Regions from separate parts of the Mus musculus genome. Here region 1 is linked to region 2. A link is a contact called in ENCODE Hi-C data. All regions are on one chromosome and are shown on one strand. Each heading gives the region's core, a stretch centred on a gene start or an enhancer-like site at or near the end of the contact. The rest is flanking DNA. Distances are from core to core; before and after follow the strand shown. Region 1 holds the start of B230323A14Rik (RIKEN cDNA B230323A14 gene). Region 2 holds the start of Skor1 (SKI family transcriptional corepressor 1).

Region 1 (4,720 bases), core at 1,201-3,700, 6.6 Mb before region 2:
GTAATGAGACTGAAAATTCGGCAAACATCAATTCCTACATGTAATACTGCATGGACACAGTGGTGACAACTTTCCCCAGGGAAATGAACAAAGATTTATTCCAAGTTAAAGTGATTGTTTTGGGTTTGTCCGTGTCCCCCCCCCCCCCGTGAACGTTTTCACTTTTAGAATTTAGTTAATCTTCTGTTTGCTCTGAGCAGTGATTTCGACAACCACACAAAGACCCCTTTTGCAGGACAACAAAATGTCAATTGTTAAACCTTACGCTATTCCTCACCCAGACCGGGTAGAAAAGTATCTTACTGGTTGCCATTGGGGGTAGGGCTGGGGGGGGGGGAGGTAGGGACGATGGTCTTTTACCATCTGGGATGCAATCACCATAAATATTTTATCCATCTTTGCATTTCGGTATGAACCCCTGCACATGTTTGCTAAAGGGAATCTGTAAAATACTCAAGGGCTTCCAAGCCGGCACCTTTCCACCCAGGAGCAATCCTACCTTGGCTTAAAGCCGCGATTGCTTTAGTGCCTCCGAAGCTCTATCTAGAGCAAGCAAGGCAAGGAACCAGAACTCCATCCCACTTCAAACACCCCTCGGGTTCCCCACCCCTTTGCGCTCCCAGCTCCTCCCACTGCAGGCCCTGGAGCCTAACCCGGGCACGCGCAGAAACACCACCAAACCTTAGTTTGTTGTTGTAGCGCGCGCAGCTCAGTCCAGTAGGGCTGCCTCTGGCCCAAACTGGGCCTAGGGTCCAACTGATTTAATCTTTGGAGAAGGGAGATCCACATATCTGCCCTGTTCTAGCCTTGCCCCCAGAGACGGGTCAATGCTTCTACCCCCACCCCCCTGCTCGCACCTCCTCCCTCCTCCTGGTTATTTTTTCCCCCGAATTAAGAAGGTGACTTGAGTCTTCCCTTCAAGCACTCTGTTAATATTGAAAAACGTGCGCTTGCATCTAAAGCGCAGCAGCCCAGGCGCCAGAGCCATTTCAATATTAATGAAATTGTTTAATCTCCTAAATTCGTCGTGTTTAAGTTACGTTTTGGTGAGTTATTGACCGGCTTCGAAACTGTGGTTAATGAAGTTATGTGAGTAGGGATGTGTGTGTGTGTGTGTGTGTGTGTGTGTGTGTGTGTGTGTGTGTGTGTATGTGTGTGTGTGCGCGCGCTCGGAAGCTGAAAGGTTTTCTTGCTATTCACAGACTAATGCTCTACTGTCACTCAAAGTGTAACAAACGTCACACTACAACTATCAGTCTGCTCCTATGGGGGAGGGGGAGGAAGAAAGAAAAAAGGAAAAAGAGGTTTTCGGAGTTTAAAGACAGTTCTGTTAGGCTGTAGGTATTAAGTATTTAACCTAGTGGCATGGGGTTCTTTTTAAAACCACAAAGGCCCCCGGAAAGCGCTGAAAAGCGTGGAACTCCTGGCTTGTACTCATTGCGTGCAAGCCGAAGGGTTGAGTCGCGGTTTATTCCCTAACAGTTTGATGAAGACGGCGACGACGAAGAAGAAGATGATGATGATAATGATACTAATGATTCATTTAATCCTCACAAGGCAAATATGAACTCGAAGGAGCCCGCTATTCTCTCCAGGCCTGGTGCCACGTGCCCCCCCCCCCCCCAAAAAAAAAACCTCGCTGGTCTCAGCAGGCACTGTTTGTCTTTTCATGGAGTTCTAAACTCTAAAGAAACTATTCCCATGTAAAAAGGGGGAGGGGTCTGCAAAATGCTGACCCGCTAACTTCCAAGAAACCTCAGACTTCGCAAGCACCTGGAAAAAGGAGACCCGGAAGCCATAGCGTACATTGGACAAACTCCCGCCCTCCCCAGGCCCACACGCTGCCTTGCCTCAATTTACCCTGAACGTCCTTGTGCCCATTAAATCTCTGAAAAACGTATTAAAGCAGAACCTAATACATTCATCCATTCTTTTCAAAGAACAAAAAACAAAAAACAAAAACCCCAAACTTACCTTGGCCTGGAGAGATGGCTCAGCCGTTAAAGGCTAGGCTCACAACCAATATATATATATTGAATATATATATATTCAAAACGGACTTATCCACCCAGCTGTCCAAATATATCTATCTATATGCGTCTATTAACTTTACCACCTTTTTAAAGCGACAGACAAATTTCTACCTGCCTCTTGCAGGACTGGGGGTGGGATTGCGAGGTAGGTTTCCATTTGAACAACCCATCCAATCAACCCCGCGCAGTGGCAACCAAAGTAGAAAGGTCGCCCTTCAGGAGAAAGCCTGTGCTATAAGTTAGCTAACAATACAAACCCGACACAAAGCAAAGGAAACAGAATACCCCAGCCGAGCAATTTCCATGTCAAACACCACCGGCGCGGCAGATAGCTCAGAGTGAGTGGTCACCTGCCAGCCGGCTCCGCGCGCTGCTCCGCTCATACCTTCCCATTGCGCACACCGGTAGGCGCTGCCCGCTCCCCGCGGGCGGCAGAGGCTCTTCCCGGTCTCCCAGTCTTCGGCTGGAAGTGATTCCTATTGGCCAAGGTGTCCATGTAAATAGGTGTGAAAGAAACCAGCGCTGGCCAGGCTCTCTCTCCTCTCCCTCAGTCCCCTCCCTCTGCAGCCCCCGCTCCCCCTCCTTTTCCTCCTCCTCCCAAGGCGATTGTCATACGATAGCTAAGAAGTGGCACATTAATGAAGCGCCGCTACAGGGGTCTTTTCTGCTCCTGTCACCGCTTAAAACTATCAGATGGTTCGAGGGTGGACATGGAGGCAGCCACCTAGCTCAGCGGAACCACGAACACCACAGCAGCGTCCTCTGGATCCCTGAGGCGGCGTCTGCCACTGTCCTCACGGGCACTCCGCAGCCGAGTTCGGTCTCCCAGCAGGGCGCACGACCCACGAGCGCGCTGCGCAGCCCGCGGAGAGGAGCTCTACCGGGCTGAGTCCAAGCCTAGCTGGCAGCGAGTCTCACTGCTCCCCGACGCTGCGCTCCGGTCGCGCGCAGGGAGGGACTCGGCCACCAGCCACGCCATCCCGGATGCGGACCGGCAACTTGGAACAACTTTAAGGTGAGCATCTATCTCTCTGTCCCCTCCCCTGAATCCAGGTCCTACCTACTTTCCTGCAAACCTCTCTGCTGCTCTCGGTCTTCCCCTCTCCACTTCCCCTAGCTGAGTCTTACCCAGTTTGGTGCGCAAAGTTGCTGGCACCCGAATCCCCTCTTCCCCACCCCCTATATCTGTGACTCGGCCTGAGTGACCTCGCCAGTGTCTCTGCACCTATGCTGCCCTTCTCCATCACCTCCCCCCTTCTCAGATTCGACCAGTCCTCCGGGCCGCGCGGACCCTGAGCAAGTGGCCAAGCAAGAAGATGCCTCGGCCGGGCCGCAACACGTACAGCGACCAGAAGCCGCCCTACTCATACATCTCGCTGACCGCCATGGCCATCCAGAGCTCTCCGGAGAAGATGCTGCCGCTCAGCGAGATCTACAAGTTCATCATGGACCGCTTCCCCTACTACCGGGAGAACACGCAGCGCTGGCAGAACAGCCTGCGCCACAATCTCTCCTTCAACGATTGCTTCATCAAGATCCCGAGGCGGCCAGACCAGCCGGGCAAGGGCAGCTTCTGGGCGCTGCATCCCAGCTGCGGGGACATGTTCGAGAACGGGAGCTTCCTGCGGCGTCGCAAGCGCTTCAAGGTGCTCAAGTCAGACCACCTGGCGCCCAGCAAGCCGGCGGACGCCGCGCAGTACCTCCAGCAGCAGGCTAAGCTGCGGCTCAGCGCGCTGGCCGCCTCGGGCACGCATCTGCCGCAGATGCCGGCCGCTGCGTACAACCTGGGCGGTGTGGCGCAGCCTTCCGGCTTCAAGCATCCCTTTGCTATCGAGAACATCATCGCTAGGGAGTACAAGATGCCTGGGGGGCTGGCCTTCTCTGCCATGCAGCCGGTTCCGGCTGCCTATCCTCTCCCTAACCAGTTAACTACCATGGGCAGCTCTCTGGGCACTGGATGGCCACATGTGTACGGTTCCGCGGGTATGATCGACTCAGCCACCCCCATCTCCATGACTAGTGGCGACTACAGCGCCTATGGAGTGCCGCTGAAGCCGCTGTGCCACGCCGCGGGCCAGACGTTGCCCGCCATCCCAGTGCCCATCAAGCCCACGCCGGCCGCAGTGCCCGCGCTGCCAGCTCTGCCCGCACCCATCCCCACCCTGCTCTCGAACTCGCCGCCTTCGCTCAGCCCCACCTCCTCGCAGACAGCCACCAGCCAAAGCAGCCCCGCCACCCCTAGCGAGACACTCACCAGCCCGGCCTCCGCCTTGCACTCGGTGGCCGTGCACTGACCCAAGGAAGCTGGGGCTCCGTCTTGGTCCACACCACCCCTCTCAACACTTCCCTGCTCCGGGTCCAGCCCTCCGCGACCTAAAACCGCCACCCCGACTTGCCCATTCTACCTTCTTCAGTCCTCGCTCTTAGAAGAACTTTTGGTTTTGGAACCAGAAGACAAACCACAAACTTGCCGGAAGGCGTGTGAAAGTTGTCTTCGGTCCCTCTAGGGCACCAGAGAAAACAGGGGCTAATCCAAGCCAAGCGGTCCCTCCTGGGACCCTGAAATGCACTCCCATCCAACAGGCAGAACACCCTGACTCCCTCCTGCTCGGAGAAAACAGAAACAAAACAAAACAAAACAAAACAAAACAAAACAAAACAAAACAAAACAAAACAACAAAACTACT
Region 2 (5,411 bases), core at 2,611-5,110:
ATGAGCGCACAGAGTTGGAGTGGGGCAGGGGTAGCACCTAGGAGAGATGCCAGGAAAGAGGGCCTGAGGAGGCTCCAGGATGAAGAGAGTAAGAGGCGAGGTGGGAGAGAGCAAGAGACAGAGACAGAGAGACGGGGGGGTGGGGGGGGGAGGCAAGACACCCCCATCTAGAAGAAATGGAGCCTTCAAACTTGCTTAGGAGAGGTTTCCAGGGCTTCGGGGAACAGGTTGGGAACCTGCCCTAGGCCTGGCACCTCCTTTCTCTGAGGGATAGGCCCAAGCCACCTAATTGTACTCCAGGGCCCTTCCATGAGGTCTCCTCGAGCCAGAGAGAAAAGAACAGGAAAGGAGCTCGAGAGAAGCAGAGGAGAAGACGAAGTTAACCCATGGGAGCTGAAACCCAGGAGGGAAGAGGGCCCAGAGCCTGGAGCCCGAAGGAAAACAGGAGGGCGGGGGCGGGGGCGACCCCGAGCCGCTACCCGCGGAAGATTTATGGAACCACTCAGGTTCCAAGGGCAGGCTGCACTCGCCTCTGCTGCTGTCGCCAGTAGCCGCTGTGGCCGCTGCGCCCCCTGCCCGGGCGGCCCACCGCGCCCCGGGCCATCCCTGCCATTATTAACTTCTGTTTGATTAGGGTAATTGCTCAAACTTGGGTTGGACAGTATGATTAATTACAGTTTAATTAACGTGTCCATTAAGGACACTTAATGCCACGGGGGGCAGGAAGAGGAGGTGGAAATGGCCAAGGGGGCGCCCAAAAACAGGAGAGGGGTGTGCTACTAGTAACTCATGGATTAAGACGAAAAGAGACCTGACAGAAGGATGAGAGAGAGAGAGAGAGAGAGAGAGAGAGAGAGAGAGAGAGAGGGAAATATGCTTTAGAGTATTTAGAGTATAAAGAAAGTACCAAGGGGTGGTGACGTCCAAAATATTTGGACCCCTCACCGCTAGAGAACAGCGACGTCGACCAAGTAGTTGACCCCTCGCACTCTCTAATTATGACTTGGCGTTTGCCTTAAACCTGTTAGAGATAAGAGATACTGGGGTTGGGGCACAAACCCAAGTCCCCAGCCGTCCCTTGCCCAGTGAAGAAAGCAGAAGGGTGACTTTCACAATAATGCATTCTAGCCTGCTCCCAGAGTCAGGAGCCTTGGGGCGCTGCGCCTGCCCCTTCCCGGTTGCGCTCCCCAGCGCTCAGTACTCCATCCCAGTCTGGACGGCCCGTCTGGGTCTCCAGGGCAAACTCTTAGTTCCACTGTCCTTGCAGCGGGAGCGCGATGTGACCCTCCCTACTCCCCTTTCTTTTGAGTAACCCTCAACTCCACCACCCAGCCCGGCTTCGGGCCCTCGGTGGCAATGGCTAGCTTTGGACCCTAGCGCTTGGTTATGGGGGGCGGGGGGGACTTTCTGATCCCCTCCATCCCTTCCGCCCACTCGGCCTCTCTGGCTCGCGCAGGGCCGCAGGTGCGAGCCGCGGGCCGCAGGTGGGCGGCCGCTTACCTGGGGCGCACAGGCCCTGGGGCTGCGGAGAGGCGGCGGGCGCGGCGCGTGGCCCGCGGGCGGGCGCACCCGGGGAGGGCGCGAGGGACAGCGAGGGGTGGTGGGTGTGGCGCCCCGGCTCGCAGCTGTCAGGCGCTCCCGCCCAGCGCCGGCCTCGCCACTCCCGCCTGTGACCGAGGCCGTGCCCGCCGCTGCGCCATGAGCTCTAGGCTTCGGCTTCTTCTTCGGGCCAGTCCCCGGCCTCGGGGGCGGCGGTTCCGGGCACCGGGCTCCGTTCCGGGGACCCTGGCGCCCCGTGCCTGTTGAGAGCGGGAGGGGCCGCGGGTGGCAGCGCGGGGAGCGGGGTTGCGCGGCTGTGCGCGCGCGCGGGGAGGGGCCGCGCCGTCACCCGGAGAGCCCGGCGGATCCCCGACTCCCGCCCGCCGCTCCGCCCGCCGCGCACCTCCGCTCGCCGCTTGCCCGGCTCCAGCCGCCCGCACGGTGAGTACCTGCGATCGCGAGCCCACAGCCCCCGCGCCGGCCGCCGCAGCGCTTCTTTCGTTGACTTCTCCTTTAGACTCTGTGGCGGTTGTTTCCTATCCTAACAAACGACTCCACAGCCTCGCTGCCACCGCTGCCCACCTCCCGCCTGCTTAACCTCGCTAGGCTCGCCCCTCGAGCCACAGGAGCGGGCCAGGGGGTCCCCATGCCGCCCTGAGCACTGCTCCTTGTCCCTGAGTGCGGCCCTTCGTTGGTGCTTTCTTCTTTGGCCCTCGAAATGCTGTTTCCTTCCTAGGGTCCCTCACTTCTCCGGGCTCCAAGGCCAAAAGCCCTTTGGGAAAACCCCTTGGGGACTCAGGAGCCCCAGCTTCAGGTGGACGCTCCAGGCTCAGGGTGTCCTCTTCACTCTATGCGGGCCCGGTACATTTGCCCAGAAATCCCAGAAGCCATCGTCATTTCCCACAGCTGCGGGCCCCCTTAGCCACCTCCTCAGCCTGTGTGAGAGCCGTCCCTGGGACACCTAGCTCGCCTTGTTGACCCCTCAGCCAGGGAGTTAGCACAGTAGTTTGCTTGCCTCCTAAAATGTTACTGGGGATTTCAGTGACAAGGGAGGATCAACTTGCCTCAGTTTGACTGGAAGAGATGAAACAGATAATAAATAGGTTGATACTTGAACAAGATACAAGATAGATGGGAGAAAGAGCGGTGAGCTGGCAGCGACAGACAGCTCAGGGACAGATAAGATCGACAAATAAGTATCTAAGCAAACAGAGGGAGGGAAAGATACCTGCAGACCAAAGATGCCAGGTTCTTAGCTTTGGAATTCGGATCCCTGTTAGAGTGAAGCTACCCCTCTGAAATGGATTTGCTTTTCCAGCCAAGTTCGGAGGAGGGAGTCCTAGGGACTAGATTGGCGGCAAGAGCGCCTGCCGCCCAGCATTGGGTCCATGGAGCCCTGAGTGTCTGAAGACACGTGAGGTGACTGGGCGACCTAGAAGGCCCTAAACATCAATTCCTGGGTCCTCCACCAGGCTAGACTGTGGATACAGCTTCCTCTCTGCCTTCTCCAGAGATCAAAGCGAGGGACCAGCAGCAACTTTTTAGTGCTTGGAGTTTTACAGTGGCTTCCAAGAGTGGCCAAGATTCCTTCTAGCCCATCTGAGCTGATGTCGGGGCATGAAGGATACTCAAAGAGGAGTCACCCCCACAAAAGGAGCAGCCCAGAGCCTGGGGAGCCTGTGTTGGGTCTGAGTAAGAAAAGCTGTGTGGAAGAGGACAGAAAGCTCAGGGGCATGTTTCCAAAGCTAAAAAGTGACTCCAGAGAAACGCCTGTGAGAACCTCTCTGTCCCAAGCGCTGACAAGAGGGGAGCCGGCTTTAGTCTGGAATGCAGCTAAAAAATGCAGAAAATGTGGTTAGAGACTGCGTGATCCCGGCCTAACTGATGGCTGGCAAGAAAGCGTTTTGTAAACCCAGCTGGACTCTTTCTGCTCAAGGAACACCGGGCTCAAGGAGTCAGAAGAGAAGTACAGGTTTGTGCAAACCGGTACTGTTGTCCCTGGAAGCCGGTCACCACGAAGATAGGTGCATTGGGGGCCACCCGAGGTCGTGGTGCACGCGACAAGCTTTGGAAAGGGTAGGGTTCAGCACCGCGAACAGCAGTGGCCTCCTCCTCTTCCTTCTATCCTCCTCCTTCAACCTCCATCCCTCCCCCTTCTCCCTGCCCCCACCCCTACATCCTGCAGTTTGTGATGGGCAGTGAGTGCCCCTCCTTCGCCTCCCCACCTCTCCCTTCACTGCCCCCGCCCGCACGCGTGCATGCGCGACTGAGCAGAGGGGCCGCTGGTCCCTGAAGTCCGGGCTTCAGGACCCTGGCGGGCAGGGCGAGCTGTGAGGTAGCTGAAGGCACGCAAACCTGAGTGCCGGCTGGAAAGCCTGGATTTGGCTATGGCATTGCTGTGTGGCCTTGGGCAAGTCACTCTCCGTCTCTGGGTCCCACTTCCTTTCCAATCTGAAAACAGGATTGGTTTCCTGGCAGCCGGGGCTTTCCTGAGGTTTCGATTTTCCCTTTTCCTCCCTTAGCCCCCCGGGTGCTTTTGTTTCAGCTCAGAAGCTGGTCTGAATAACAAAAGGGGCCAGTCCGTGGGACGAATGAGCTTGAGCTCCCCACTGCCAAGTAACCCCCTCGCACCCCACACGTTGCGCCCCGCTGGGCGGGCCTGAACCTAGGTAGCGGCGCTAAAAAAATGGCTCATCTGCTCTCTGCTCTCTCTGTTTCGCAGGAGCGGCGGCATGGAGGCTCTCACCACTCAGCTGGGGCCGGGACGCGAGGGCAGCTCCTCTCCCAACTCCAAGCAAGAGCTGCAGCCCTACTCGGGATCCAGCGCCCTTAAACCCAACCAGGTGGGCGAGACGTCGCTGTACGGGGTACCCATCGTGTCGCTGGTCATTGATGGGCAGGAGCGCCTGTGCCTAGCCCAGATCTCCAACACCCTGCTCAAAAACTACAGCTACAATGAGATCCACAACCGCCGCGTGGCCCTGGGCATCACATGCGTGCAATGCACGCCGGTGCAGCTGGAGATACTGCGTCGGGCCGGGGCCATGCCCATCTCCTCTCGCCGCTGTGGTATGATCACAAAACGAGAGGCCGAACGCCTGTGCAAGTCGTTCCTGGGCGAGCACAAGCCCCCCAAACTGCCTGAGAACTTCGCCTTTGACGTGGTGCACGAGTGCGCATGGGGCTCTCGGGGCAGCTTCATCCCTGCCCGTTACAACAGCTCTCGTGCTAAGTGCATCAAGTGCGGCTACTGCAGTATGTATTTCTCTCCCAACAAGTTCATCTTCCATTCGCACCGCACACCCGACGCCAAGTACACTCAGCCCGACGCCGCCAACTTTAACTCGTGGCGTCGGCACCTCAAACTCAGTGACAAGTCGGCCACCGACGAACTGAGCCACGCTTGGGAGGACGTCAAGGCTATGTTTAATGGCGGTACGCGCAAGCGGACCTTCTCCCTGCAAGGGGGCGGCGGAGGCGGCGCTAATAGCGGGTCTGGTGGTGCAGGGAAGGGCGGCGCTGGTGGCGGTGGCGGTCCAGGGTGCGGCTCAGAGATGGCCCCAGGCCCACCGCCCCACAAAAGTCTGCGCTGCGGTGAAGACGAGGCGGCTGGGCCTCCCGGGCCACCTCCACCGCATCCGCAGCGCGCACTTGGCCTGGCGGCGGCAGCTAGTGGCCCTGCAGGACCTGGAGGACCTGGGGGCAGCGCAGGGGTTCGCAGCTACCCGGTGATTCCAGTGCCCAGCAAAGGTTTTGGCCTCTTGCAAAAGCTGCCCCCGCCTCTTTTCCCGCATCCTTACGGTTTCCCCACAGCATTCGGCCTATGTCCCAAAAAGGACGACCCAGTGTTGGTCGCCGGAGAACCCAAGGGA

What was found. Hi-C counts contacts between places; a loop is a spot of excess contacts on that map.
Region 1: a map of ES-E14 shows a loop between it and region 2 (17-fold over the local background). The contact joins the promoter of B230323A14Rik here to the promoter of Skor1 in region 2. A Hi-C loop is called at or near these places in 2 of 37 maps with a recorded cell type or tissue (ES-E14 and left cerebral cortex).

What each region holds. Positions count from the first base shown.
Region 1 is chr9:69,758,876-69,763,595 of GRCm38, reverse strand. B230323A14Rik (RIKEN cDNA B230323A14 gene) reads right to left here and starts at 2,450. Exons shown (of 5, transcript NR_040765.1): 1 at 2,384-2,450. It overlaps Foxb1 (forkhead box B1), which reads left to right and starts at 2,656. Exons shown (of 2, transcript NM_022378.3): 1 at 2,656-3,048; 2 at 3,296-4,720. The coding sequence starts at 3,350. The coding sequence ends at 4,327.
Region 2 is chr9:63,145,429-63,150,839 of GRCm38, reverse strand. It overlaps Skor1 (SKI family transcriptional corepressor 1), which reads left to right and starts at 3,860. Exons shown (of 9, transcript NM_172446.3): 1 at 3,860-4,033; 2 at 4,262-5,411. The coding sequence starts at 3,927.